Regions from separate parts of the Homo sapiens genome. Here region 2 is linked to region 1. A link is a loop called in an ENCODE intact Hi-C map of the cell type or tissue named here. Cell type or tissue: mammary epithelial cell. All regions are shown on one strand. Each heading gives the region's core, and the rest is flanking DNA. Links, peaks and the distances in the headings are about the cores only. Region 1 holds the start of LINC00398 (long intergenic non-protein coding RNA 398). Region 2 has its middle 18 kb from the start of ALOX5AP.

What was found. Hi-C counts contacts between places; a loop is a spot of excess contacts. Peaks named below come from ENCODE experiments on the same cell type or tissue, not always from the same donor. Only the 100,000 strongest peaks of a DNase experiment are listed, where the experiment ranks them.
Region 2: it touches region 1 in a loop (4-fold over the local background); 3 of 110 quality-filtered maps call a loop at or near these places.

Annotation. Positions count from the first base shown.
Region 1 is chr13:30,788,368-30,804,143 of GRCh38, reverse strand. It overlaps LINC00398 (long intergenic non-protein coding RNA 398), which reads right to left and starts at 938. Exons shown (of 2, transcript NR_047012.1): 1 at 552-938. RefSeq lists silencers at 1,044-1,163, 11,218-11,512 and enhancers at 4,341-5,540, 10,948-11,464, 11,218-11,512, 10,390-13,363. In mammary epithelial cell, for the core only: a CTCF peak has its summit at 7,768; DNase peaks (open chromatin) are centred at 6,863 and 7,763; H3K4me3 peaks cover 137 bases; H3K27ac peaks cover 1,765 bases.
Region 2 is chr13:30,709,984-30,725,759 of GRCh38, reverse strand. It overlaps a transcript of ALOX5AP not described here. Among named protein-coding and RNA genes, the nearest start is that of ALOX5AP, 18 kb to the left of the region's middle. In mammary epithelial cell, for the core only: no CTCF peak of the experiment used is centred there; a DNase peak (open chromatin) is centred at 6,419; H3K27ac peaks cover 1,052 bases.

The DNA of each region.
Region 1 (15,776 bases), core at 3,183-11,182:
CACAGACCACCCAGGAGAGGAATCCCGTGGTGGGCAGAAATGCCAGGCCTTTGGGCCACTGCCTTGCTCTTATGTGGGCCTGGGCCAGCCCAAGGAGGGCACAGTCCTTTTTGAAAGCTGAAGCTTAGTCTGACGAGCTGTGAGTGGACAGCTGTCAGTAGCCACGCTCCTTGTAGCTGGGCCTGGAATCCTTCCTGGAAGGGGAGTGCGGTGCCTGCTGCATGGCCCTGGGCAGCTGCTGTGCACAGCTGCTGGCGGACCCTCACCAAGGTCCATCAGACCTGCCAAGGCAAACCTGAATCCTATATGTGACTCCATCTAAGCCAAGCTGGGACTCTTCCACTCTTAACTTGGAAAATGTGCATTCCCAGCTGCTAGGTCCTGAACTTGACCTGGGGAAGAGAACGACAAGGCCATGCTTGGGCAGGAGAAGCTAGGTGTAGGCAAGGGAATCTTTACCTTATGAATGGGTTGTATACATGTTGCTTGTTGTTTAGAGAGTGGAATACATTTTGTCCTGGAAATCCTACTATAAATGGGGGGATGCGTACCTGGGCCTTCTTGCAAAAGCCTGTTAAATTCCTAATGATGTTGAAATGGTGGGAAGGGTCATCCAGGGAGGACCTCCACGCCCGCCCATCTCCTCTGGGTTGCCCGGGCAATCCTGCAGGAGCCGAGGCTGGACGCAGCTGACCCCAACAGACAGGAGAAACAAGCCAGCACCACCGGAGAGAACCAGGCTGAAAGGGTGACCCAGGGCTTCCGTGGCCTAGAATGAGAGAGACATCGCATGGCGCAAGGTTCCAAGTAGGGTTCGCGGCGGGGAGGGCCCCTGCCGCAAAGGGACTCAGTGTTGTGCGAGGGAGGTGAAGTCGCTTCTTGATCAGCCGTATTTCTTGCCTACACTTGACACCGTCACCAGCCCAGGCGCCTTTCCGGTCACCCTCACGGAAAGGCTCATCCACGCTGGAAGGAGGGAACCTCCTCGTTAACCTCTAGCATGCCGGTGCCTGCCACCCCAGGGCGCGGGAGCCCGCAGGAGCAGGCGTGTGGACGTCCTGAGAGCTGCCACTAGATGGCGCGTCTGCCCTGCCTACTCAGGAGCCCCGCTCAGGGCACCGGGTGCGGGAGCCCGGCTAATTGCCCTCTAATGAGAAGGCTGCTCCCAAAGTGCCCTCCTCGCAGGGAAAGCCCCAGGCTCCTATCAAAGGGAATGGCTTATTTATCCTCTAACGTGAAGAAACTTCCACACAGCATCAATTAAACACATTAAATGTGACCAGAGTGAGAAAACATCTAAAGGATAGAATATTGAATTGTTGCCACTGACAAATATCAAACCACCCATTCTGGTCTCGGTGGCGTGTACAGTTGACCTTGAACAACACAGGTTTGAACTGTGTGTGTCCAGTTAGAGGTGGACCTTCTTCTGCCTCTGCCACCCCTGAGAAGCGGGACCAACCCCTCCTCTTCCTCCTCCTCCTCAGCCTACTCAGAAGACCACAAGGCTGAAGGCCTTCATGGCGATCCACTTCCACTTAATGAGTAGTCGATATACTTTCTCTTCCTTATGATTTTTTAAATAACAATTTCTTTTCTTTAGCTTACTTTATTGTAAGAATATAGTATATAATACATTAACATACAAAATATGTGTGAATCGACTATTTATGTTATCAATAAGGCTTCCAGTCAACAGTAGGCTATTAGTAGTTCAGTTTGGGGGAGTCAAAAGTTGTATATAGATTTTAAACTGTGTGGGGATTGGCACCCCTAAAGCCTTCATTACTCAAGAGTCAACTGTAGGTGGGCCCTGGGAAGGTTCTCAATTTTTTTTTTTTTTTGAGACAGAGTCTGTTTCTGTCACACAGGCTGGAGTGCGGTGGTATGATTTCAGTTCACTGCAACTTCCGCTTCCAGGATTCAAGCAATTCTCCTGCCTCAGCCTCCGAGAAGCTGTGACTACAGGTGCGTGCCACCATGCCCGGATAATTTTTGTATTTTTAGTGGAGACGGGGTTTCGCCATGTTGGCCAGGCTCGTCTCAAACTCCTGACCTCAAGTGATTCACCAGCCTTGGCCTCCCAAAGTGCTGGAATTAAAGGTGTGAGCCACTGTGCCTGGACGGTTCTCAAATTTTCTGAGATCAGATGGAGTCTGCCCCTCCACCTGGCAGGCTGAAGGCTGGGGCTTGCAGAGATGTGGTGTCTGTTACCCCAGACACTGCAGGTGACCTTGCCTCTTACTAACTTTTCTTATCAGTACCATTTGGACCCTCACACTCATGAGGATGTGGGTGATAATGTGGAGGTTAAATAATATGGTCACTGATGATATTTTCTATACTGTCTGTTTGCAGGGCAGAGTCTTACAGATCTGGACCACAGCAGACCTGAATCAAATAAGAATATGCCCAGATATGGGGTATTCGGGAGCAGATTATGAAACAAGGAAACTGAAGTCCTAAGCAGATCCACAGTTCCAAATTCTGAACCGCTTGAGGCCACATCAGATACAGGATGCTATTATGCTATTAGGGCTGTGGCTTAGTACATTATACAGATGGTGGGGAAAGGCCTGCAGGAGAAAGGCCTACCATTCCTGGATTCCAAAAATAGTGGTCTCCTAAGCAATCGATCTGCTTTTATGTTTAATATTCATCTGTTTCCCTTTCCCAGTTAACTCCTAGAGCCAAACTCACGGCCCACAGGAAGGAACCATATCAACCTGCACGGTGTGCTTTTAATTTCCCTCACCTTGTTCCAGCCTCTATTTTATGTTGCCACTCTTTTCTTTCCTTTCTTTTTTGCTCAGGCTTTTAGTACATATTTAACTTTTATTTTATGTCTCCTCCTCTTCAAACCACCTTAAGTCCTTTTTGGAATAGAGCAGAACACAAATAAAATAGGTGTCAGATACATTCTCTCTGTGACCTTGCATTGGGTCAAAGGACTCATGAATGTGTGTTACCTGTAATCTTTTGTGGAAAAGAGGATTTTAAAATTCTCTGCCAGCCTTCCCAAGTGGTGACATTTTCCTATACTACTTCTTTACTATTTCCTTTAATTTTGATTAACCTTTGACTCAGACACCTCTGACTAGTATCTTCTAGACTTTTCTCTTTTGCATGTAATACACAAAGCCTTCTTTTTTTATTTTCTAATTTCAGAAAGTGTATATTAATTTATTAGAGAACTTAGGTGGCTGATTGAAAAAAAAAGGAGGGAGGTACAGATTTAAACTTTTTTCCATCAAGAGTATTGCAAACCAGCAATACCATTTCATTAGTCTGGCTGGTGCTTTCAAAACCTATCAAGGAACAAGGAGAAAGTCACGGCAGGGTCACTCAAAAATTCATCTATCGCCAGGCGTGGTGGCCCATGCCTGGAATCCCAGCACTTTGCCAGGCCGAGGCAGGCTGATCACTTGAAGTCAGGAGATTGAGACCAGCCTGGCCAACATGGTGAAACCCCGTCTTTACCAAAAAGACAAAAATTAGCCAGGCATGGTGGTGTGAATCTGTAGTTCCAGCTACTCTGGAGGTTGAGGCAGGAGAATTGCTTGAGCCCAGGAGGTGGAGGCTGCAGTGAGCCAAAATCGTGCCACTGCACTCTAGCCTGGAAGACAGAGCAACACCCTGTCTCAGAAAAAAAAGAAAGAAAGAGAGAAAGAGAAAAAGGAAAGAAAGACAGAAAGACAGGAAGGAAGGAAGGAAGGAAGGAAGGAAGGAAGGAAGGAAGGAAGGAAGGAAGGAAGGAAAGGAAATAATCGTCTATCCCCTAAGTAATATATGTGGCTGCTCTTGCTATTACAAGTATTGAGAGACTTCTCGAAGGCCTCAATTCCTGAAACTCAAAGATTGCCCCCAAAATCCAGACATGGTAGGTGCTCAGTGCTATCTATTGAATGAATTAATGAAGCCAAACCAAGAGGCTGGGGAAGAATTAATGAATTCATTGGGTCTGTTCATGGCAGTTCTGAGGCCCCAGATGGGACTGATGTATTTTCAAAGACATCAGTCTTTGAAAATTTGCTAAACTGTTGCTGTGGTATTCTCAAGGAGAGAGGGGCTGAGCAGACATGGCTGGTCTCTGAAGAAGGGCAGTTTTGAAGCAGAAAGCATCAGTGGACCAGGAAAACTTCTTTGCAGAAGCCCCTGGAAATGCCATTATTCTATAAAATGAGCCCTTCCCTTTCCTCTTCCACCCACCTCCCCTCCTTCAAGTAGAAATAACTTGCCTCATTCATTCCAGCAAGGAAACCCAAGACCTCGATCCTACAGCCTCTCCTTCCCTATGCTGCCTTCTGAATGTGTGTCCTGAGAGTTTGGTGTTTTTCCCCCTGAAAGATTTTATGTCATTGGCCAGGCCTAAAAAGCTTGAAAGAACAAAGAATATAATTCGTCTGTGGGTTTGGCCTGTCTGAACAACAGATTTCTCTAATCCAGGACAAAAGCTGGACTTGCCAAGGACACACATTTGTAATTAAAATCTGCATTTATATTTGAAAATTTCACCAGTTGGTATTTTTTTTCAAGTCGGCGGACGCATCTCTTTCTCCCTGGCTCCCAGCTCTCGTGCCTTCGCGTTGACTTCTTTTTCAGGATCTTGGCGCACCTAAGCCTTGTGGGGCCTGGCTTTCTAAGGAGCAGCAGAGAATGCTTGGGTGAGGAGGCCTCTCAGCAGGCTGGAAGCGTTTCCTTTCCTATCCAGCCTCCCTCCCTGCCAGGGAATCGTCAAGCCTGAGGGAAGTGCTCCCCCTCCTATGTTTACGAAGCACTAAATTTACGAAGTCATTAATTCCCTTCATAAAGACGGAGCCTAATGGAGTTTTCTATTAGTCATTGAGATCGCGGTTATAACCCTGAAAGATCAAGAAAGCAATCAGGAGTCTAAATTGAAGTGGGAGTCGGGGGGACAGCAAAGACGTTTCTCCTCTTTAGCTGTCAGACTTTCCTGTTTTAAAGGGAAATATTGTGAATATCTTAATCACTACCTCACACATTTGTTTATTATTATTTTTCCTTTTCAGAACATTCAGAAATGTTGTGTAGACGCACAGGATTCATCGTCCAGGCATGTATATCTCAGGGGGCGGTGTTCTTTGTCCTAGTAGCTGAAGCTACCCAAAGATTCCCCCAAAATCCAAACACAGTAGATGCTCAGTGCTATGTGTTGAATGGATACATGAAGGAATGCAGCCAAACCGAGAGGCTGGGGAAGGATTAATGAATTCACGGGCTGTTTGTGGCAGTTCTCTGACCCGAGGCCCCACATGGGACTTTTGTACCTTCAAAGATGTGAAGATTAGCTAAACTGTTGCTGTTTAGCAAATCTTCTAGGGTGAGTTTCTAGGGTGTTTCTAGGGTGAGTGGTCACCTTAGGGAGAGCCAGGGTCAGGGTCACGGCCCCCACAAGGCCAGGCACACAGCCCTGGGGTGCTCTGGACAGGAAAACTAGAAATAGAGGACCCTGTTTTCCCAGTGCCCAAATTACTCAGGCCTCCAGGGAGTCCCTTACCCCATTCGAGGCCATAGAGCTGCAGGGAGCCATCCTGCCCTGAGCCTGCTCGTCTCTTTGCAAGCCCAGGCCACCCACTTTGGGCTTTGGGCGGAGAAGACAGGTGTATTTCTAGTCAAGAGAAGTTTCCCTGCACAGAGTCCAAGGAACGGCCTCCTCTGGGGCCTTACAGGCCCTCCACAGCTCAACAGTGAGCCCAGCAAAGACGCCTCTTGACTTCGGTGTAGCCTCATCTTCCAGAGAATTCCCTGAGATGCCACGTGGCTGTAAGAAACGCTGCTGCAGTCCAAGGAGACAGCAAGGGAAGCTGTGTTGGAGGGAAAGCAGCAGTTTTCAAAATACACCCACAGACTTGTACCAAGACCACCAGGAAGGGAAGCTCATTCGAAATGTAGACTCTCCCCCTACTACCGCCACCATCAGCAGCTCCTGCAAAACCAGAATGTCTAATGCCGGGGAGTGGGGGAGGTCGGCCTTCACTCGAGGAAAGAGGCTTAAAGGGTTTCTTCACCTGTCTGTGGGCCCCTGACACGTGCAGCCCTCCTGGGCTCCAGGAGTGGTCCCAGAAGACTCCCCTTTCAGGTGCAGGAATCCTGGGTTCCACAGCAGGGGTGCTGCCAGTGGCTGCCTGGGACTCCCAGGATATCCCTCCTGGTGAAGCCAGTCAGCAGATCAGAGGTTTCAGTCCTTACTGACTGTGAAATCTAGTGTGTGTGGTCACTCTTTTTACCTCCTTGCTCCTGCGTAAGATCCAAGTGGAGAGTAGAATCTCTCCACCAGCCCCTCCATAGTGTGTTTCAGGTACCCTAGACAGGGCCTCTGTCCCCCTTGGCTACCTACTTGGCACTTGGGGTCTGACCCTGTCCTGTTTACATCCCTGGCGAGGAACCTCCCTGAGCAGTTGTCAGTGGGAGAAATGTACAGGGGGGCACCAGGATCAGGGCTGACTTAAGGGAAGGAATTCCCAACCTCTGGCTGTACAGTGAGGTCAGGGAATCTTGGAGACTGTTGCACCTTTGTGGGACCCATCTCTTTGGAGAGCCTTTTGGAAGGGTGCTGGGATGTTCATCTTTGTGTTAGTCTTTCCACTGGGCCATGCCCATGCTGCTACAGGCTAGTAGCTGGAGCCAAATCCTGGCCCTGCGTCTCACAGCTGTGTGACCTCGGGTCCATTACTCACCTTCTCTGAGCTGGTTTCCCTATCTGTAAAGTAGAAACAATCATAATGATAATGGAGACAATGTTCCTGCAGCGTGAATGAGATAACAAAAGCTCATGTCAGACGCGTAGGTGGTGCTGAAACATGTCTGCTGCTTCTCCCCTCCTCCAGCGTTTCACACTGTGCACCCACACTGGGAACTTAGGGGAGTTCCTGGACCCTCAGGGGAATGATATCACAGAACCATTCTAATTGCCTAAGTCTCACAAGCAATCTGATATGCCTAGTATTTGTTCCTGAGTCTGAGAGGAGATCGTTATTGTTCATCTTTTAAAGCAACAGGTCGCCCAGTCTGTTGACGATACCTCCCATCAAGACATATGCTCCACCAAGCTAGGAGCGGATGATGCCAGAGCCGCCTTGCTTCTTGGATTTTCTTCTGAGCCCCACCGTGCTGGGGAGACTCTGAGCATGGTAAATATTTAAGCACACGTCTTGTGTAACTGTCACAGATCCGGATGCACCGGGAGCCATGGAGCCACAAGCTGGCACCTGTCTAAGTGTCCCAGCTTCGAGAGACGGTGTTTGTGCCAACATTGGGAGTCTGTTGGCGACCAGTGGCTGATAGGTAGCAGAATTCTGTGGTCTGTTAATTGTCTTGGAAGCAAATCCTTGAATTGGGAGAAAGAGAAAGCAACTGTAATTAAAGCTTCCCTTGGGCAGAATTTCCCTGTGCAGGCAGTTGGCACATTTTTTGTGTGCCCGTTAAGCTCCAGGCACTGGGCTAGGAACTTTACGTTCACTGAAGCTTTTAATCCTGGTAACAGCCAAAGAAGAGACTGTTATTGTCACCAAGAAACAAAGGCTCAGAGAGGTTAAATGGTCTGCTCAGAGTTCTACAGCTACTCGGTGTCAGAACTAGGGAATGAAGCCAGAGTTGGGAAATGTAGCTATGAAAAAAGAGAGTTGATATCACCATTTTAAAACCCTGATGCCCTGCCAGCAACATCGCCCAGAGATTGAGATCCTTGAGACCAGGGAGGAGGCTTGTGTTTGCAGGGAATGCCTTTGGGTGCCACCACTAGGTCAGACGCTAAACCACATCCTGATGCCTCATAGATGCCCATTGGGGAAATAGATTCTGTCACGTCTCAAGGTATGTATTTATTAAAACCCATGGGAATGGAAAGACAGCAGAGAAAAAGAAAGTAGAACAACACAGGATGAAGGGGCTGTGCTGCCTACAGTAAACAGAACCCAGGAAGCTGATTACAGCAGAGATGGAGGTCACCTCCCCTTCCTCTGTGCCCCTGCCATCCTCAGCATTCTCCCCCTGCTCCCTGAACAGCCCTTCCTGCCACTCATGGGACACCCTACACATGACACGGCCACTGCCAGGCTCCAGGAGTCTGGATAGGAATAACCAGATACATGATGAGCCTACAGTGTTGTTTTAAAGTTTATCTTATTTATTTATTTTAGGGGCAGGGTCTCACTCTGTCACCCAGGCTGGAGTGCAGTGGCACAATCACAGCTCAATCATAACTCACTCACTGTAGCCTTAGAGTCCTGAGCTCAAGTGATCCTCTTGCCTCAGCCTTCCAAGTAGCTGGGACTATAGGTGTACACCATCAAAACCAGTAATTTATTATTATTCTTTGTAGAGATGCTTTGCTTTGTTGCCCAGGCAGGTCTCCAACTCCTGGCTTTAAGCAATCCGCCCACTTTGGCCTTCCAAAATGTTGGGGTTACAGGAGCAGACATTGTGCCCAGCAAGGTTACAGTTTAAAATAATCACAGAAGTCCCTTTCTGAGAGAGTTCAAAAACAAATGTTATGGAAATTCTGCCAGAAAGATGTATAAGAGCTGGACTTGGGGAAGGTTTTAAGAAAGAGGGACTGGAGTGGGACCCTCACGGGTGAGTAGGGTATAGATAGTTGGGGTGGGGCTGAGGAAAGAAGCTTCTGGGTGTGACCCTATCCTCACAGAGGACAAGAGTGTGGGGAGGGAGAGAGCACAGAGCTCCCACTGGGCACCAGGGGAGGTGAGGGCGATCATGCGTGGTGCGGAAGATCACATAGGACCTTGAGAGCTACTTCTAGCAACAACTGTATTCTGAGTGCCCTTGTGGGGTCTGCTGAAGGGTTTTCAACTAATAGGATGAAATCAACTAGGAATACCAATGGGTCTGTCTGTAAGACCAGGAGCTGCCTTTAGGTCTCCAGCATAGCACATGCTCAGGTGTTATGTATGTGTTGAACTCAATTTAGGTTTATAGATAGATAGGAAAGAACAGGGATATTTGATCTGGTGTAAATCCTACTCTTCATTGGAAATGGAAGTTAATGGTTGTGAACCCCCCAAAAGAAGACAAACCCTGTAGTCACAAAGATTATGAAGTCATCTCAGGTTGATCTCTCTTTGCTGCCTATAGCCTTTCCTGGTAAATAATCAATGTTTCAACAAGTGCAAATCAAAATAACACTTCTTTTGCTCCTGGTTTATAAATGAGTCAGTGCTGAATTCTGATAGTAAGAAGCAAACCCCTATGATAGTCTACGAAGCTTGCCTCAAAGTCTATGCCTACCCTTCGTCCTGGTCTTCCAAGCTTGCTTCCCAAGCCAACCTGACGTGTGGAGAGCTGCTGATCTGAATGAGTACTTAGCTGCCAAAATGTACCCAAAATTGTACAGCAGAAATAATAGTAACATGACATATAGAATGCTAAGAAATCATTACCAAGTGTCATATCAAGAAACGCTGCATGAACTTGGACAAGAAGAGAAGCAAGCTCATTGGTTCAGTGGTTCATGCTGGTGGGGGTACTCTAGCCTCGGGAGCCACTGTTTGGACCGAACATTCCAGCTTGTCTGCCATATGCTTCTCTCTGTATTTTGGCTTCATTCTCACCAAAGGGTTGTGGACCCTTTTCCCCAGCAGTCACACAATCTGACCACCAGCAGCTTCGAGGTTCTTCTTCCTCCTCCAAAAAGGAACATTTCTTTTCTTTCTTTCTTTTTTTTTTTTTTTTGATGGAGTTGCACTCTTGTTGCCCAGGCTGGAGTACAATGGCACAATTGCGGCTCACTGCAACCTCCACCTCCCAGGTTCAAGCAATTCTCCTGCCTCAGCTGCCTCAGCCTCCCAAGTAACTAGGATTACAGACATGTGCCACCATGACTGGCTAATCTTTTGTATTTAGTAGAAATGGGGTTTCACCATGTTGGTTAGGCTGGTCTCAAACTCCTGACCTCAGGTGATCCACCTCCTTCGGCCTCCCAAAGTGCTGGGATTAAAGGCATGAGCCACTGCGCCCAGCCAAAAAAGAAACATTTCTTCCCCACCAGCAGTAGCACAAATAAATCTCAGGGAGAGACCCTGATCAGCCGTGACTGGGTTGGTGTCCTCCCTCAAGGGGACTATGGCCAGAGAGGTGGAGACACAGAAAGGGAGACAACCCCCATTCAGACCACATTGCTGGAGCCTGGGGACCAAAGGCAGTTCTGTCAAAGATGGTAGAAGGGACACAAAGGACCCATTCTGACCCAGGAAGCCAACCAAATGGTGTGCATACCAGCTTGTCATGCATGGAGGCCTGGAAGGGTTCTGTCATTCTCCTGAGTGGCCCTGCCTGGGTTTCCGGGTCCCTGCCTCCAGTTGCTTCTGATTCCTGATGATCAAAAGACCCCACTGATTTTTTTCACCTCTTTGAGTCAAACTGCCCTCTCTGCTGGATCCTTAGCAGTCACTGATGCCCGCAGTTAAAAATTCAACCTTTCATGGGTACAAAGAAAGAAGAAATAAGACCTAGCATTTGCTAGCACAACAGGGTGACTATAGTAAAACATAATTTAATTATACATTTTAAAATAATTAAAAGAATATAATTGGATTGTTTGAAACACAAAGGATAAATACTTGAGGTGATGGATACCCTATTTACCCTGCTGTGATTGTTATGTATGACATTCCTGTATCAAAATATCTCATGTAACCCATAAATATATACACCTACTGTGTACCCACAAAAATTTTAAAAAGTCAGCCTTTCTATAGAGTTAACATTGTGCCAGGTAGGCACAACAATGAGAAATGACAAGAGGAAATGATGAGCTAAAATGCCTATTTTCTCTCACGAAGCGATGTAATACAGAAGCCTTACGTTTTCTGGTTATCTGGCCAAAAGAAATCCTGTCATTGCCCTTGGTTATCAAATAGACCTCATGTTCTTGTCAGTCAGAGAATTGTGGAAATTTGCAGCTTAAAAATGTAAGGTGTGGGTGAAATCAGATTAGGTTTGACTTCATTGTTCAACAGAGGTTCACAGATGGGTCCCCTAATGACTAGGGTTTTGGTGTCCTTGGCCAAGGTTAAGTGACGAGTTAGGTCATCGGTCATTGCCATCCCTAGTGGTTAAAGCTTGGCCAGGAGCAATCCCACTTATTAAGAAAAATGCCTTGCCGAGGGGTAGAACGTTAATTTAATTTAGGGATAGTACAATTGTATCTGCACATTCTGCATTTCACTGTTGATACAGCCTGAGCCTGCCTGGCTGGTTGCAATTGTTTTAAATCCTCTGGCACCATTGATCCCTAATTGACCCCAGATTCCTGAGCGCCAGGAGCAGCCCTGACTTGTTTATTGCTGGCCCTGGGCCACCGTGCGGGTGTCCGCTGAGTTCCGCTGAGCTCAGCCACAAAGGCTGCTCTCTGACTGTGAGTCAGCCTAGCCCACGGCCAGCCAAGCCCATGGCCAGCAGGAGGACCTCCTCCAGCTTTCAAAAACAACAGGGCTTCCCTGTAGCTAAAATGCTTATTTTCTCTTATGAAGCGGTGTAATGCAGAAGCCTTAGTTTTCTGGTTATCTGGCCAGTAGAAATCTGGTCACCCCCTTGGTTATCAAATAGCTGGTTGCTGCTGCCTAGGCAGGCTATAACCTATAAAAATGTTAAAGGCGGTTCACTTCACTCAACGACAAGCTGTCCTTTTGCCCTGGGGGTACCTCCCAAGCCTTAGCCAGCTGGCTTTGAAAGTCTCACGTGGGTGAGTGGGTGCCTGACTGGGTGCAGCTGATGCCCCGATCCCTGATGACAGGTGTCCCCAGTGTCATCTTTATGTACAGAGAAAAGTGAGTTAGTGCTTTGAGAAATCAGCTGTGCACACAAAGAGCAAACCAGGACCCTCTCTGGTCCCAGCTGGTTCTGTTAGAGTGAGCTGGGGTTCTGCGAAACCACATTTGGTATGGGAATGCAAGCTGCAATTTGGTCAAAGGTACATTGACAGCCTGAAGGAGACTGCATTTAAGCCCTACACTAAAACAATGGGGAGCCTGAGTCCAATATTTACTGGGTGTTCCAATAAAGATCTAGAGCACAAAGGCTCTCTGGGGACCTCCATCACAAATAGCGCAGCACACATTCATCTGGCCACATTGGCACTTGTTAGCTCTCAGGCAGATTCAGATGGGGGGTTGGGGGGCGTGTTCCCTCCAAGAATCCTGCTGGCCTACCTTGAAAATCAAAACTGCATGGTCAGATGCAGACAGGAGGAATGTTGCTAAGCTTCGGAAACCACTTAAATACTTTGAACAGAATGGCTCCTCAATTGAGGACAAAAGTATACTTTTCTCTTAAACTGCAAACCTGGAATGTGCCTTCTGATGATTATAGGCAGAGTCCACACTCAAGTGATGGGAACCAGGCCCATGCTCTGCATATGGTGTCCAGGCTGCAGGGCAGCTGTGCCTTAATGAGATCCAGAAGCCTGCTGGCTCCCCAGCAGGCCCTCGGGAGCGAGGGCGTCCAGCACGGGTCCCAAGGGCTCCCCACCCTTCTTGGAGGCTTGGCACCCCGCCTGCCTGACCCCAGGGTTCTGCACATATGCACCGGAGGCAGCCTGGTCCCCCATACACGGATGCTTTAGTTGGATGACCGGAAAGGGGTGTGGTATGGGGGTCAGAGCATCTGAACAGACAGAGCTTTTCCCAGGGCCTCCTCCTTGGCTCAAACCATGACCTGCCTGCATCCAGATCTCCTCTCGCTCTCATTATCACACCAACTGCCTCTGCAAAATGCAGATACACTTTGCTGTTTTTGCACTTGGTAGAAATGACATCTTTTTTTTGAAACATAATAAAGCCCAGTGATAACACAGCTACAATAACATAAGATCAGGCTGGGCATGGTGGCTCACGCCTGTAATCTCAGCACTTTGGGAGGCCGAGGCGGGCGGATCACGAGGTCAGGAGATCAAGACCATCCTGGCTAACATGGTGAAACCCTGTCTCTACTAAACAAAAGAATGCAAAAAAAAAAATTAGCTGGTCATGGTGGCGGGCACCTGTAGTCCCAGCTACTCGGGAGGCTGAGACAGGAGAATGGCGTGAACCCGGGAGGTGGAGCTTGCAGTGAGCCGAGATTGTGCCACTGCACTCCAGCCTGGGCGACAGAGGGAGACTGTGTCTCAAAAAAAAAACAAAAACAAAACAAAACCATAACATCAGATGGGTGTAAATAAGGGGGGTTGATTTCTGCTCTCTGCAGCAGATTTACCTGGTCATTCAATCCATCTGTTGTAACACAAGCCCACACCTTTTTTGAGCCTGAATTTTTTGGGTCCTACTTAGGAAGTTATTATATTTGCTAAGGCCCTGAAGTGTGCATGGAAACATGCAAAGCATGCACAGCCACTCTCCACCTGCTGCCAGGGCCGTGTTGGTGAGATGAAGCTCTGATGAGATGCCACTGCTAAGGAGATTTCAGCATTATGGAGCTCAGATTTTAAATGCCAGCAGATCATTGTCACTAACCGGTAGTCCCCAAAGCATAGAGCAGCAGTGAAAGAGGGTACATGTGGCCCAGGTGATGATATTAGCCTATTGTGGAGGTGACGGCTAGAAAATGGCTCAATGGCCAGCCTGGACACCATATTCAGAGCATGGGCCTGGTTCCCATGCTCTGGAATGTGGATTCTGCCTATAATCATCAGAGGGCACATTCCAGGTTCTTGGTTGACAAGAAAAGTATATTTTTGTCTGCAATTGAGAAATGAAGATAGGACATTTGTTCTAGTCTCCAGAGGACAGCAGAGTCAGACCTACCCTTGTTGACAAGCTGCCTCCTCACACACCTCTGGGAAGGGAAATGTGGCTGGTATTTAATTCTCCACCATTTTGTCTTGGTAGATGTGACAATGGCACCAGACCCAGCTGCTCCCTGAATGCACAACTGTATTTTCCAGCCCTGTGTCCCCCAGCACCATTATCACAGCCATTGGTCCCAGGGATGGAGCGTTCTTGGGTGGAGGGGACCTGCTCATCACATCCTTGCTTTGGCGTCACTGTCAAATGGGAACACTCTCAGCACAGGACTTGCTTCATGGAGGCCCTGACACAACTAGGGCATCAAGGAGCTGCAATTCCTGAATAAGAAAGAAATGCGCCTTCCCACAACTTCAGCACAATCAAGGGAGACATCAGCTACAGAGGAGGACAAGAAGATACTGATTTTCCACATTTAATATTCTTCAGACTTTCCCAGCAAAGAATCACAGCAGAGATGAGGCCTGGCTGCTCTCTTAGGGGAAGTTTGCTCCACTGTCTGCAGTCCTGGCCTCCTTAGAGGTACAGATCTCTCCAGACTTAATTCCAAAGCTGCTGTGGTCCTCCTCAGAGGGGCATCTCACAAACAGGTCAGCAGCCCCAATCTTGTCCTCACAAATAGAATTCCTGTGTACTCCTCTCTGCCTTCTGGCTTCACCCACAGGGAGTGCATTCCAGAATAGACTAGAATGGTCCAGAAGTTTCTGAGAATTCTAGAATGCCTGTACCCTCCTACTGGGAAACCCAGCTTTCTGCAGCAGGACTCTTGCAGATTTCAGAATCCCCCACCTACAGGTTCTTCCCCTACATGAACTGCACCGGAGTTCAGAAATGGGGTGTACTTTCCCCACACTGGGTGTCTCTGTTACCTCACTGCCCAAATTCTCCTGCTGCTCAGAATTTTCTCTCCTGTACCTCCTTTTCCTCCAATTTTCAATCACAGTCCACAGTGGATGTGTAAGAGGCACACCAGGGAGTCTTGTAAGCAACTGGTGACAAAGTCAGGCTTCCCTGGCCTCCCACGGAAGATATATGCTCCTCCTCTGGGCCCTTGGCATTCGATGTAAAAGCTTGATACAGCTTTTACTACATGACATTGCAACTGTTGGAAGCCCCTTCTCTAGAAAGTACTAACTATCATTTATTGAGCACTTCTTATGTGAAAGTGTTCAACATGCATTATTTACAATCCTGTGAGATAGGTGTTCCTTGTCCCTTGCAACAGGTAAAGAAGAGACTGAGGCTCAAAAAATTTAAGTTAACATCAAGATGCCACAGCCTAGTAGAGAAATCAAGCTTTGGCTGGGCAGGCCTGGCACCAAAGCCAGGCTTGCCTCCCTCATCCCTGCTGCCACCCAGCGTCCTGGGGCCTGTAGGTCCGGGCTGAGTCTTTCCTCTCCGTCCTGAGATTTTACCCCAGGACGTGAGACTCTCAGTGCTAAAACAAGAACAGTGTGTCGCCTCTCACGGGAACATGCACACCTGGATGTTAAGGCAGGCCTGAGGCTTAAAATGTGGGTGCCAGGCTGCATGGAGGAAGGAGGAAGAACAGGCCTTGTAGACCAGGACAGCTGTAGGATGGGGATTCCTGTCTCAGGGAAGGATGCATGGTACAAGGGGATGAAGAAGGGAATGTCCTTTGTTGTACACTTTGAGAATAAATGTAAAGTTCCCCCCTTTTCAGAGGATCCCAGCTTTAGCCTCAAGGCCAGAACACAACCCTGACCATTTGGAGGGTGTAGACAGGACTTGCTAGTGGGCTGGATTTGCCAAGTATTAGAGAAATGTTCCTGAGTTTTCCTTCCCTTTTTATGAATCCAAGAAATATAAAGCTAGTTAATTTTTTTTAAAATATTCATGGATCCGTTGGACTCATCTTCCTCCAATGCCCCTCTCTGAGAAGGCTTGAGGGCCCACCTCCCCCAAGACGTAACCCGAGGTCCTTAGGGTGATCGCCCCATCACAAAAGTGTTTTGCAGTTTCTCTCTATGACTCTGCATG
Region 2 (15,776 bases), core at 3,185-11,184, 78 kb after region 1:
GTGGTTGAAATTTTATAACAAATAAAATTAAGCCCATGGATGGTAGGTTTGGCAGAGCATTGTAGTAGTCAGGGAAGGCACATCCATATCCAGAGTAAATGTCTATTCCAGGGAAGACAAAGCACTGCCCCTTCCATGATGGAAATGGTCCAATGTAATCAACCTTCCACCAGTTGGTTTTCTAGCCCAGGGAATGGTGCCATATTGGCGTAGATTTCTATCTTGGCAGGCTGAGCACTCAGCAATGGCTGGAGCCAAATTGGCCTTGATGAGTGGAAATTCATGTTGCTGTGTCCATACATAGCCCTGCCCCCATGGCCATGATATATGTAAGCCCACTGGGCAACAGTGGCTGGGGAAAGAGACTAGCTGATGCTGTCAGAATGAATCATCTTATTCAGCTGATTTTAAAATCCTCTTCTGTTGTGGCTGCTCTTTGGTTAACATTCATATGGGATACATATTCTCATGTTTTGTGTGTGTTCAGAGGTATCCATATGCCTCTTCCCCAGGACTCCTTGTCACCAGTTTTCTAATCATGTCTCTTGGAAGTCCCTGACCATCAGACTAAACGATTAACCACTCTCTGTGATTTTGTGTAGATCTGTAACTCACGGACATCTTCTCTTCTAGGTAAAATGAACACCCACTTGTATTGCTCCAAGTTCTGCTCACTGAGGGGGTTTTCCTTTGGCACTGTCCTTCACGGGCACCCCAGAGTGGAGATGTAGTGCCTCAGCTAGCCACTTTGGGTAGTACCAGCACTATAAACTATGCTCCAATTTGTTTTTTCCTCCATCAAGTGGTCATAGGAAACTCCCCATGAAGCCACAGATGCAGACTGAGGGGAAGCAGTCAACTTGGCAACAGTACTGGCCAGGCCAAGCGCCTGTACTACTTGCTCTTGCAACTTATTTGTGTCTGCAGGACCTACTTGGGCCCAATCTCATATTCCATTTGATGATGGAACACTGCTGTGTGCACCCAACTTTCTGCCTTGGATCAAATGACTCTTGTTCACAATGGAAACTCAGGTCAAAAGACAACACGGTGGCCCATGGTGATGCATTCTGTGTTTATTATTGATAGTAGCTAGAAGATGTTTCTCAAAAGGCGAATAGTTATCTTTGGGGAATGACACAGCTTTGCTCCAAATCATTAGGTGCTATGCTGGGGTTCACCTATAAAGGCACTCCAAAGGCTCCAAACAGCCTCCTTTTCCATCACAGCCACTTTAAGCACCATCATGTCAGTTGTGTCTTAAGGCCTAAGTGGCAGAGTTGTGTCTTAAGGCCTAAGTTGCCCAGCAGCCTGAACTTGTATACAGAGCCTACATTCATTGTTCTGGGGTCTCATTCAAAACTGGCAGTCTTTTAGGATTCAAAATAGTTCAAAGCTGGAAACAACCAAATGCCCATCAGGCAGTAAATGGATAAACAAATTGTGGTATATTCTTATAATGGAATTATCCAGTAATAAAAAGAACAAACTACTGAGGCACAGAACATAGATGAATCTCAAAAACATTACACTGAGCAGAAGAAGACAGACACAAAAGAGTAAATGCTGTATGATTCCATTTGTATGAAACACTAGAAAAGATAAGTACAATTTATAGCAACAGAAAGCAGATTGGTGGTTGCCTGGAGCTGGGGCTAGGGCTGGATATTGACTGGAGAGGGACACGGGAACTTTTTGGGGTAATGGAAATGTCTCATATCTTTATTTTTGGTGATGGTTACATGGTTGTTCACATTTGTCAGAACTTGTCAATCTGTACACTCAAAATGAGTACTTTTATGGTATGTAACTTATACTTCAATAAAATTGATTTTAAAAGAGCATTTCAAAAAAATGTTTAGCTGAGCACAGTGGCATGCACCTGTAGTCCCAGCTACTCGGGAGGCTGAGTTTGGAGGATCGCTTGAGCACAGGAGTTCAAAGCCAGCCTGGGCAACATAGCAAGACCCTGTCTCTAAAAAAATTTAAAAAATTAAAAATGTTTGATGTTTAGTTAGCTCAGTAGTATTTTTCACTTAGGAGTTAAAATGAGTTTCATAGAAACATAAATAACTTTATTTAATAAGGATTTAATAAAGGAATTTATATTAACCAAACTATGGAATGTATGGATTAGAGGATGTCCTGGCTTTGTATTTCAGAAAGATTAGAAATATTGAATGGTGGAAAACTCTCACCCATTCTTTTTACACAGACACGCAATGCTTCCTTTAGAGCCAAGTCAAGTACACAAATACTTTATTATATATCCCTTATTCCTCTGTTTGCTTTGGCCTGTATTTTCAGTAGTTAAGTAATAGGACCATTCATCTGTGACTCTAAGGTAAGGTGACCAGATATCTATGACAAAGGAGAAAAAGCAATACAGTGGAGCAAAGATAGTCTTTTCAACAAATGGTGCTGGAACAACTGGACATCCACATGCAAAAAAATGAATCTAGACACAGACCTTATGTCCCTCACAAAAATCATCAACACATTAGTCTCTCTGTATTTTCTGCTTCTTGTATCTCCTTAGCAATGAGTTGTTGGATTTGAAATAAAATATGATCTTATAGGATTTTCAACATGGCAACTATTTTTAAATATGTATGGTGAGAAGAGTTCCAAGTAATTTGTTACAGGAGTGATCCAGGGTTTTACACTGACCTACTAAAGGAACCATAGCATTAGAAACTGTCTTAGTCCATTTGTGTTGCTATAAAGGAATACCTGAGACTGGATAATTATAAAGAAAAGAAGTTGATTTGGCTCATGGTTCTGCAGGCTGTACAAGAAGCATGGAACCAACATCTGCTTCTGGTGAGGCCTCAGAAATCTTCCACTTATGGCAAAAGGAGAAGGGGAGGTGAAGAGCTTGTAGAGATTACAAGGTGAGAGAGAGGAAGCAAGAGTGAGAGAGGGGTGGAAGGATCCAAGCTCTTTTAACAATCAGTTCTTGCAGGAACCACTAGAATAAAAACTCACTCGTTACTGTGAGAACGGCACCAAGCCATTTATCACTATGACCAAAACACCTCCTACTAGGCCCTGCCTCCAATATTAGGGATAAAATGTCAACATGAGATTTGTAGGGAACAAATATTCAAACTATATCAGATACAGTTTTATGGGCCCAGATCCTAAAGAGGATCAGATGACATCTGGGCAGGAGGACTGTTATATATATCCTCTATGTTCTTTCATTGCCTCACTCATTCAACAAATACTTACTGAGCATATATACCATGTGTCATGCATTGGCTTGGTACCAAGCAATAGACCCAGTTAGTGTTAATATCAGTTAGGATTAAGTTCTTTTGCATATAAACAAAAAAAAATAAAATAGCAATGGCTTAAACACGTAAGCTCTCATTTGCCTCTCATTAAAGGAATTCCAGGGGTAGGCAAGGCAGTGCTGGTGTGGTTCAAGGTGAACAAGAACATAGGTGCCTTCTTTCTTCCTGTTCTACCCATCATAAAGCTGGTTTCTGCCTTAACATCACCTGATTGCCTGAGACAGCTTTGAAGTGTCTGCCATCTGCACCGCATTTTAGGAAGCAGGAAAGAGAAAGAGTAAGAAGTGAAATGAGGAATTATGTCTTCAACGAGCTTTCTTGGAAATCCCACCCTTCAACTTCGACTTCTATCTTATTGGCCAGAATGCTGTTGCATGGCCATTGCTAGCTTCAGAAAAGATGAGGAATGCAATCTGTCAGCCGGGCACTTTACTGCCTTGAATAGAGCTTGGAATGAATGGGAAACATTTTGGGTAGTCAACTATCTCAATCTTTTTTTATAGAGGATGTCAGGAAAATCTTACCAGAGGAAGTGTTGTCTTGGCAAATACAAAAGGAAAGAAGAAACAGTATGTTCAAAGATCCTGAGCAAGAGAAAGTCACCATAAAGTTGAGGACCTGAAAAAATTTCCATTTAGTGGGAAATCTGATTGAAAAGATGATGTGGGAGGGGTTGGGGAACCACATCCCAAAGGGCCATGCCTCTTCCATTAAGGAGTTTCAAAATGATCCTGGGGGCAAAGAGAAGCCACTTGAGGATTTTAAGAGGAGGAGTCTCACAAATGGATTTGCATTGTAGAGCACTCTGGCTGCAGTGTGGAGCATGGATTGAGAGACCAGCACAGAGACAGGGAGAGCAGCTGGGGTCTGTTCCAGAGAAGAGATGGTGGATTAGACTAGGGTGGTGGCCATGGCCTTAGACAGAAGTTTGTGCATTGAGGGTCTGTTTACTAAATAGTAGCACAAGGCTTAGTGAGGGGTTGGGGGTAAGGAAGAGGAGTCAAGAATGGTACTCAGATTTCTCACTTAAAAAAACAGATAAATGTCGGGGCCACTGCCTGAGAAGTCCCTCTCAAGACCCTTTAGCTATCCTCAGTCTTACAGTACTTGGTTGGGGCCATTTGGGAACGTTGCTGAAGTTCTCCTTGCTTGGCTAATTTTGGCTATTCTTGAGTAAATGTTTGATAAGCACCATAGCCCCCAAACAACCCATTTGACAGTTGGATTGAGACATGGCAAAATTAGACTTGATGCAGATGTATGTGTATTAAAAATGAATGCCCTTCTCCTATGGCCTCCTGATAAAGAAGAGAGAAGTGTGTTCGGCTAGCAGAGAGAAGAAGCGTGGGGTGGGATCAACGAAGAGTCCATGAACCCTGTGCAATGGCTGGAGAACTGAATGACAAGCTCCATTTCCCCCATGTGTGTGGCTGTGGGGTCCCCAGATATAGGTTAGGGATGCAGTAACCACACCTCATCTTGGGACTGAATTACAACTCTTTCAACCAAAGAGCATTTGTGCCCACAGAGAAGTGGGAAGGAAAATTAGAAAAGTGGTTGTCCCCTCCATAAAATGCTCTCAGGGTACAGACAACCCATTCTCTTAGGGATGAGCATGGAGAAGAGATTTCTTTTTCTGCCTTTTATTGACAAAAATTTTGCAACATGCAAGGAAATAGGATATTCAGATTAAATGACTGGGCATTCAAATATTCAAAAGTTAAGTTCCTTCCCCCAGCAAAATTAGCCTGACCACATTAACAGAGTATATATTGCATGAAAGTGGTTTAGTTCCTGTTTTCCTTTTGAATAAACTGGCTAAAAATATTACTGTTTGTGGTGTTAAATGGATTTCATAACTAACACAGGATGTGGCTAAATTCATATTACTGTGATAATTTTAATTGAATTTTCTGACTCCTACATGTTTGTCAACTTTTAACACTGTATTAAACATAAGGTTCCAATGTTATTAATATGAAATGCTCACATTCCCTTACAACTGTGATTATATTTTGTTATCATTCCTGAATGTTGTATTAAGTCTATTTAAAAGATATCCCAAGAGACCCTTATATGTTTACTGCATTAGAAGAAAAACAGATGTTCTCACACATCCTGAGAGATAATACAATTTACATTGCGTATGAAGCTTGTTGAGAACCACTTAAAGATCTTTCTAGGTAGCCAGAGGGTTTAAGTAATCCATAGCATCCGACAGCGTATCATATTAGAAAATTAGAAAAAAATGCCAATCACATTTTCCAAATGCAAAAGCACATTTAAAAATTATCCTCTAGAGGCCGGGCGCGGTGGCTCACGCCTGTAATCCCAGCACTTTGGGAGGCCGAGGTGGGCGGATCATGAGGTCAAGAGATCAAGACCACCCTGGCCAACAAGGGGAAACCCCGTCTCTACTAAAAATACGAAAATTATCTGGGCGTGGTGGCATGTGCCTGTAGTCCCAGCTACTTGGGAGGCTGAGGCAGGAGAATTGCTTGAACCCAGGAGGCGGAGGTTGCAGTGAGCCGAGATCACGCCACTGCACTCCAGCCTAGTGACAGAGCAAGACTCCATCTCAAAGAAAAAAAAAAATTATCCTCTGGGAAAAAAAAAAGGGAACAGAGCATTTGAACTACAGTCCTACTGTTCTCAGGCTGTGATTGAATTACAATCACGAATTAGAACTGACATGAGTTTTTCAGCGGAATATCCTGACCAGTCGCCTCACTCACTTGGAACTTGTCCATCGTCTCACTTCTCTAGAAGAAGCCAACAACCTATGACATAGCAAAAGATGACCCTGGACAATCAAAATAGATTAAACAGAGAATAGTCACTAAACAGTATTGACTCTTGGAAATGCCCTAACCAACCTGGTTATTTTATGAAGGATTGTAACAAGCTTAGTTCTCTGAAATCTATACCTAGAGCAGATAATAAGCAAGAAAGTAAGGAGAAATGAGGAGAAAGATACAGAAATATTTGTTGAATGCAGCTAAATGCAAGCAGCCTTACACATATTATTTAATCTTTATGACATCCCTTTGAAGCGGTATGATTATCCCGGTCCTCAGATGAGGTTACTGAGACAGAGAGAGGTCACGCCCTGTGAGTGCACCATGTGCATGCAATGAAGCTGAAATCCTAGCCTAGAGAGTCATCATTACATGACCAACAATTACTAACTTTTATGGAATGTTTTCTAGGTATACCAGATACAGCACTTTATGTCTATTATAACTCTTAATTCTTACAAAGGACTTTAAATCAACCTCCATTATTGTCACCATGCCATAGATGAGTGAATTGAGGCTTGGAAAGTGTAGGTCCCTTTCCCTTCATTGCACAACTAGCTGACAACTGAGACAGGACTCAGACCCGGTCAGTGTGATGCCTGAGTTCGTGGGATTTCACCACAGCCTGCACTGCGCTGACAGGCACGATGGCAACAGAAGTAGCAACTTGATGGCAGAACACAAAAAAATAAAGCTAGACAGGCCAAGACATCCAAAAGATGCTGCTGTCACTCAAGATGAAGGCAGTAGTTTGGATCAAGGGAAGACTGTAAGGCATGTGCCCACATTCTCTGTGAACTTGGGGGAGGGAGTGTCCAGGAGTTCAGTGGTCAGCTATGAGCATAGCAGGAGAGGGCTGTCATGACCTCAAAGGTCAAGGTTTTACAGGAGGCCTGGGAGCTGCATTGGGCAGCTAGGGCGACCCTGATCCCGGCTACTGATGTGACCTCAGCTTCCAGTGTAAACCCCATGTTTTGACACTGAGCTTTGTGGAATGAAGAGAATAAAAGGCCTTTTTTGAGAAGGTGGCAGGGATGGCAGGTTCCAGAGAAAGTAATAGGTGAGAGGAACTTTCAGAGAAGAGGCTGAAGCCACACGAGAGTTTGCAGTTCATGGTGTGAGCATTCCAAAGGGCACAGTGGATGGGTATGCAATGGAGAAAAGGATGGAGGAAGGGGGCAAGGGTGGGTCAGAGACATGGAGAGAAGAACTGAGCAATAAGGCAGTGTGTAGTTGTGGAGTTATTATAGATATGCATATATATATATATATATATATATGCATATCTGTGATAGGTTTTCATCCACAGTTCCTGGCTCATAACTCCCATAGCCCTTACTACAGTCTTGTTATAATGTTGAGTGTGTTAGACCTCAGAGGCAGGCCTCAAAAACAGAATCTTTTGGCCAGATGCAGTGGCTCACACCTGTGATCCCAGCACTTTGGGAGGCTGAGGCAAGTGGATCACCTGAGGTCAGGAGTTTGAGACCAGCCTGACCAACATGGAGAAACCCTGTCTCTATTAAAAATACAAAATTAGCCAGGCATGGTGGCACACGCCTGTAATCCCAGCTACTCGGGAGGCTGAGGCAGGAGAATCGCTTAAACCTGGGAGGCGGAGGTTGCAGTGAGCTGAGATTGTGCCATTGCACTCCACCCTGGGCAACAAGAGTGAAACTCCGTCTCAAAAAAAAAAAGAAAAAATAAACAGAATTTTTCTCACCTACTCCCCCTACCCCTTTCACCTGCCCGTCAAGGCAGGACTCTAATCTTGACCCCACCCCACCTTTCTGACTGTGGGTCTTAAAACCCTCCCCAGAGAAGGTCTTGCCCTATACTCTGGGGAAAGAATGTGGGTGTCTTGAAGCTTCCATAAAAACCCAAGAGGACTGGGTTGGGGAGCTGAACATGTAGAGGCTGATAGGCAGGTGAAGGAGAACTCATTCATGTACTGAGAGGGTGGTGCACCCCCGCTCCACATGGACAGAAGCTCCTGCACTAGGGACCTTTCCACACCTCGCCCTATGCATCTCTTTATCTGCCTACTTTTATCCTTTAAAATGTCCTTCGCAATAAACTGGTAGCTGTGTTTCCCTGAGTTCTGTGAGCCACTCTAGCAAATCAACCAAACCCAAAGAGCGGAGTGGTTGGAACCTCAACTTGAAGTGGATTGGTCAGAAGTTCCAAAGGCCAGCCCTCTGACTGGGAGAAGGAGGGTTTAGGCTTGAGGATCTGACACTATCTCCCAGTAGACAGCATCAGAATCAAATTGGAGGACACCAGCTAGTGTCCACTGCTTGGGGTTTTCCCCCACACCTTTGCTCGCAGAAGTCTTCTGCATTGATGATTGTTGTTATGCTGCTGTAAGTGAAGAGGAAAAACTCAATTTGGGAGTTTTTTCAAAAACAGTAATAAAGAATTTAACCCTGCCCAAAAAGAGGTCTGGCTTCTGCCCTCAGCTTCTGAGAGGTGATCTCTAAGGCTTTGGAACGTCCTGCCTGCTAGAGGTGTTTTCATTTGCCCGGGGACATTGGGTCATGGTGTGTGATTTAGAGCAGGGACTGTGAGTGATGTGTAGCGGTGGAGAGTCTGGGAACAGATCGGCCGCATGGGCAGTCAGCTGTGCTCATGTGACAGAGCCACAGTAAAGACCCTGGACACCAAGGCTTCCCTGGTGGGGAACACTCCCTGTGTGTTGTCACACATCAATGCCAGGAGAGTGGCGCTGTCCGTGACTCCACGGGAGAGGACCGTAGGGGCTCCATGTCAGGCACTGTCCTGGACTCTGTGCTGTGTGCTTCTTCCTTTGGCTGATTTTAATCTGTATTCCCTCCCTATAAGAGATCACAACCATGAGTATAACAACCTTCAGTGAGTTCTGTCAGATCTCCCAGCGAATTATCACAACTCAGGGTGGTTTGGGGAACCCCTTGACTTGTAGTTGGTGTCAAAAGTCAGGATAGTGTTTTGTGGACTGTGTCCCCTCCCACTTCCAGTTGGCTAAAGGTTCACAGGCCATCACTGACTATACAAGGGAGGATGGCTCATTGCAGGGGGGCTGATATTTTAGCCAATGACTAAGGAACACAGAGCTGCAAAGTGAGGTAGATTGACCCCCTTAGTCTCTTAAAGCAACACTTCTCAAAAGCTAATGTTCATACAAATAATGTCGGAATCTGATAAAATGCAGATTCTGATTCTACAGGTCCAAGTGCGGCCTGATCTACATTTCTGATAAGCTGATACAACAGCTCCTTGGAGCACATGTTGAGTAAGAAGATCTTACATCAATGGTTTCCAAACTGTGTTACATGTTAAAATCCCCTTGGGAGTTTTTAATTATCCTCATGCCCAGGCTACACACCATCTAATGGTATGAGGCCGGTGTCCCTTTCCCTGTTGTTGCAGTGTTGGCAGGTAGAGTCAATCAAAGCATGGAGCCAGGTAAAGCTGTGCTCATGATTGAAAAATGCAAGCTAACAATAGAGGTTGAGAGATTGTGTTTTAGAAGGTTGTGAAATAAGAAAAACAAGACTGACAAAGAAGCAAGTAGCTCCACGTGGGATTCTCCTTGTCCTTGGGGATCTCTTCCTTAGCATGTGGTGGCTGTCATCGCCACTCTGACACAGCCCTAGTTACTCAGATCCCTTGCAGCAGCTCAGCTCTGGAGGGGAGCCCGGGCTCAATGGCAGGAGCAGGCAAATGTTGGTCCAAACTCAGCATTGCAGTGACATTCTTATCAGGCCATTAAGTGCTGATATTTTACTATTACTATATATACATATTTCCATCACTTTGAATGCTGGATTCGGTAGCTAGGAAAGGACAGCCTTAGAGGTCAAAGGCCACTTGCCTGAAAATAAGGTCCTGAAAGAAAAAAAACCAGAAGCCCAAGGGGATGATCATGTGTTATGAAAGGAAACTCTATGGAGGGCTTTTCAAAATGCCTCGGCATCTGAACATATCCTCATGGGAAAGACCGCCCCAACACGAATGTGGCCTCCACAGGGTTTCAAGAGGAGTCATGGAAAAGGCAGCTGGGGCCATTTCCTGGGGAATGGGTGACTTCCCACCCCATAAGTGATGTCCCTGCCTCCCCATCCCACTGTGGGCCTCAGAGGTTCAAACTACCTGTTGCATCTGCATGGTGTGGACATAGAGGCAGCCACACTGAGGAGCAAGCAAGAAAGGGCATGCGGATAACCTTGACTCCCAGGGCCCCAGAAGGCACTCACCACCTTCACTCTGGCCACTGCAATGTGGCAGAACTATACTCCCAAAGCCATATTGTTTATTAGAATAATAAGAAAACTATCATACATTAAGTGCAGTAAATGTGCCAGGCACGGGACCAAGTGCTTTGTACCCAATGTCTCATCTAACATGGACAAAACCCAATAAGACAGGTATTATATTATTGCCCTTTTTACAGAGGAAGTGAAGCTTGGAGAGCCCCAGGAACTTGGCCATAGTCATGTGACAAGTTAAAGCCCGGTTCTCAAAGCCAGGCTGCCAGGCTCCAAAGCCAGGGAAACCCAATTGTTTCTGAATGACCAGGGGACTCAAGCAACCGGTCCAAGGTCACATATTGACCTGGAGAAGGAGCAAGGCAGTGAACCCCAGAGAGAGGACAAGCCTCCTATGTGTTGTGGTGCCTCAGGACCTATCAGGAAATGATCTGGCCAGAGAGATGACCCCTTCCAAGCCAAGGGATAGATTCTCAGAACCTTGACACAGCTCTAAGCGGGGAGTACAGTGGGTAATATGATAAGTGCCAGGAACGGAGTTGCCCGCAAAGGAAAATGAACACTGTGGCAAGCCCTAAGTTTCCCAACAGGAACCAGAGGCTGTAAGCTAAGTAAAGTCATTCAACAAGTGCCCAGGGTGTGACGGCGTAAGCTTAGGAGAGACTGGTAGCCTTCTCAGAGGCTACAGATGCCCCAGCAGAACGCCCACCAATGTTTCCCACATCTAGGATCTTCTCCCCTTTGAAGCATCCAAGACAGCCATCAGCAGGCTGGAGACTATGCGCTAGGTCCTGGCTCAAGAACTCCCCACCCCCCACCCCCCACCTCCCACCTCCCACCTCCACCAAGCTCTCTTGCCAGCGGCCACCTCTCCTGGGCAGGAGCCAGAGGAATGCAGGGAGAACAGGAAAGAATGAATGATGCCCCCCAAAATGGAGCATCTGCCCTGGGCAATGACGGGATCCCTCTGGTTCTCACTCAAGTGGATGATGCCCCACATCGACCCGTCAGGTCTCCCTCTCCTGATCCTTCACCCTCAGACTGGGAAACCCTCTCAGTGAGGACAGAGATACAGCTTTTTCCTGCCCAACTGCCTTTCTCAGGAAAGAGTAGAAAGGATCACCCAGCTTCCAATGGAACAGAGAGATGCTGTCAGCTTTTTGTGAATCTCTGAGCACTCAGCTCAGGCCTTTTTTTTTTTTTTTTTTTGAAAGTTAGCACATCCATCACATCCCCTAATGCCTATTCGGCATCTGTTCTCTAAAGAGCCAGGGCTAGGAGTTACCTCCAGGGGTAACTCCTGTTATTTAATGCAAGGCAGAGAGTTCCTTTAGTGTATGCTAGGAGTCTGACACCATAATTCAGATTTATGGAATAAAATTCTAGAAGAAATTTGGTTCAGAAACAGGTAGAGTTTGATATAGATCCTGGGGCCACTCTAGCTGCCCAATACTGCTTCTGGGAGCCTCGGTTCTTAAAAACCACCGAACATGGCCCTGGGCCCAGGTCAAATTTGTAGGAGGCATGGTAGAAGATGCACACACATGCGCGTGTGCGCGCACACACACACACACCAGCACTGATGGCTTATGTTCCCAATGTGCCCCAAGGTGCCAAAGGATTTCCCAAATTCAGAAGTTTTCAGAGTCTTCTGTGTATGCCAGGGAGCATCGTGATTAAATGTGAGCATTTTTGTTTCTGTTGACTTCTGGAGCCTGGTTCACAGTGAAGTCAGTTCTACAGAGTTCTTGCAGAATTGTCCAGATGTGACAGGGTCCTCCTCTTCAAAAACGGGAGATGAGAGGAGGTGTGAGGGGGCAAAGGTGGGGTGCAGGAATCAGGCCATGCAGAGCTGCCCCTCCCTGGAGTCCGGGCCCTTTCAACCCCATCTTTGCCAGAGCTGTGACCCCTTCACCTCCAAATGCCCAGATAATAGGAAGCAATTTCTGTCCTTTTTCTGAGTACCTCTTGCTTCACCAGCCCTCCCCAGACCAAACACACCCCAGACAAGGATGGGGGCAGGTACAGTTTCCAACTGTGACATCGGGGCAGTGCAATGTCAGAGGGCCAGAAGTTACAACATTATCTCACTTACTCATTTCCTTGTACCGTGCAGGGAGGAAGTCCCATAGACTCAAGTCTGTCGAAGGACAGTGTGGACACTTCCTCTTTCCTGACCTTTGTGTCACTCCACTTGATCTACCTCCTACCCACGACCCTCTCTTCAAAGTCCCCGGGGCCTGATGTCCTGGCCCCTTCCCCTCCTTGGGAAATTAATCCTTCCCTCCTCCACCACCAGTTCACCCAGCCCCCAGCCCCTTCTCGTATCTTGGAAAATCCAGCATCTCAGGCTTTGCTCGAACTCACACAGAGTCTCTTTTGCCCAACCTTTGCTAAGTCAGGATTGGAGAAAATGGAAGGCAAAAAGGAAGATTAGTGAGCTCATGCACGCCAGCATGGCCAGAGAGAAGTTGGCCTTAGGCACATCAGAGCCAGGACCCAAATACCCCCGGATGCTCCCTGCCTACAGTCCTGTGTCTGTGCGGGTTAGCTTCTTTCTCTCCAGCTAGAGCTGGGCTCTAGTGCAAGCCTGATGGAGATAGTGGGTGTTTTATTCCAGTTTAGACTCCCCAGCAATGAGAACTGCAACAGACATCCTCTGTTGTTATCTAGGGAAGCAGCCAGTCAAGTGAGACTGGAAGGAAACATATTCCTTCTGTCTGGGCGTGGTGGTTTGTGCCTGTAGTCCCACCACTTAGGGAGTCCAAGACAGGTGGATCACTTGAGCGCAGGAGTTCGAGACCAGCCTGGGCAACATGGTGAAACCCAGTCTCTACTAAAAGAAATATATATTTTATATATATATATATGTGTGTGTGTGTATATATATATGTATGTATATATATGTATGTATGTGTGTGTGTATATATATACACACACACACACACACAAATATACAAAAATTAGCTGGGCATGGTGGGACACACCTGTAATTCCAGCTACTTAGGAGGCTGAGGCAGGAGAATCGCTTGAACCTGGGAGATGGCAGCGGCAGTGAGCCGAGATTGTACCACTGCATTCCAGCCTGGGTGATGGAGTGAGACTGTCTCAAAAACAAATAAACAAACAAAAACATGTTCTTTCTATTAACATCACTTTGTTCCTGGACCTTACAAAATGAGAATCCTGGCACCTTGGTCCTGGCTCACCTTACAAACTCCAGGACTAGTCTGTCTCCGAAACTGTTATCACTGGAATTTTGTTCCCAAAAGATATGTCTATGTTCTAATTCCTGGAACCTCAGAATGTGACCTTATTTGCAAACAGGATCACTGCAGATGTAATTGTTTAAGTTAAGATGAGGTCATAATGGAGTAGCACGGGCCTGTAATCCAATATGACCGATGTTCTTATGAGAAGAAACACAGAGTCAGGCACACTGGGAAAATGCCGTGTGACAATGGAGGCAGAGATGGGAGTGATCCGCCTGCGGGCCAAGGAACACCAGGGATTGCTGGCAACACCAGAAGCTAAGAGAAAACCATGGAGCAGCTTCTCCCCTGGAGCCTTGATTCCAGATTTCTAGCATCCAGAACTATGAGACAATACATGTCTGTTGTGTAAAGCCTCCCAGCTTGTGAGACTAGTTACGGCAACTCTAGAAAATGCAGCAGCCAATATGGTGGTACCAGCTCAGATTGATTCTTTATGATCCCCAAATCTCCCCTGGATAGAAGATGCTTGTGTTTCAATTCATCCCACCAAAATGGAAAATCGTTTTGGTTGAGGCTGCTCTGCTGTTGCTTGGCTACTGTCTCTAAACTCACTATCTTCTAGGAACAAGGATGACATGCTACTCAAGACGAAACAAATGACTCAACAGCAGGCAGTGTAAGTGGATTTACAAGTACTGCAGGCAAGAAATGATACAATATCCTTACTGGAAACTTGAGCAAAGGCCTGCTGTGAGACATGGTAAAACTTTTATATCAGTCAACCTGCTGCAGTCCTTTGCTCTGTCGTGAAGCAAATAATAAAGAAGGCTCTGAGCTCTATGCTGTGCTCATGGACATCTCTGGGGCTCAAACATCTGCCATAATGCTTCCTCCTGCTTTGAGTGTCTAAGACACTCATTAATTTAAGATATCAAGGACATAGGTACTGTTCAGAGATTCAAATTTTGCACACTTAATCAGTGGTCTGAATAAGAGATTGTTGCTGATATTGCAAATGGGTTGCCCAGTAAAATACAGGGCCCCCAATTTAAATTTTAATTTCAGACAAACAATGAATAATTTTTTAGTATCAGCATGCCCCAAATACGGTGTTGTTTTTTAGACAGAATCTCGCTCTGCCACCCAGGCTGGAGTGCAATGGTGTGATCTCTGCTCACTGCAACCCCCGCCTCCAGGGCTCAAGTGATTCTCCTGCCTCAGCCTCGCAAGTAGCTAGGATTACAGGCATTTGCCACCATGCCCAGCTAATTTTTGTATTTTTAGTAGAGATGGGGTTTCACCATGTTGGCCAGGCTGGTTTCGAACTCCTGACCTCAAATGATCCACCTGCCTCAGCCTCCCAAAGTGCTGGGATTACAGGCATGAGCCACCCCGCCTGGCCAGCGTGTAATTTTTATTTGTTAAACCTGGCAACTCTACCTGCAGGGCTGCACTTAGGCCCTAATGCTGCATGTTTAGAGATGTCACAGGATGTGACGGCCATAATGAAATCCTTAATGGCACTATCTGATTGAAAGAAATGTTACATTTGCAATGGCCCAAGAGAAGTTTTTCCACTGTGAGGCTGCATCACCACATGCCACATAATCATACAAAGATTAGAGCATTTTGATGTGCTAATGTGTGGTATAAGAGCAGAAGGAGGAGGACACACTCCCCAACTGCACACACACAAGAAATTTTTAACCATCAGAAATGGTAGAACTACAGAAAGTACATGAAATCAGTTACATAAACATTGACACCTCAGTCAGGTTTCTATTCTCTTTGGCAGTAGCACAATACAGAAAAATCACAAGTTTTTCAAGACAGAAAGCAAATAATATATGGCCTCTCTTAAAATCGTATCAACTCCATCTATAATAGTGAGTCTCTCTTAAAGAAGGTCCACAGGAGTGGGGGTAGCATTGTGGTTGGGGGGTTGTGTAGTTTTCCTGATAAAACTCACATCCTCCTGCATGCCCCTTGCCAGATTGAGAAGCACTGATCTAAAATGCACTGAAGAAGTAAAAGACAATAAAAATATATTCTGGATGTTTTCTTCTGTCTTCCCTCTTCTATTTTAAGAATACATCTTGGAGAGAGGTTAGGGTATGGAATAGAATCAATTTACTTCCCCATCTTGTAGCATCCACACTGTTTAGGTGGGATTGGCTCACCTGCAGCTCCAAGAGTGGGTTCTAATTTGCCCATGCT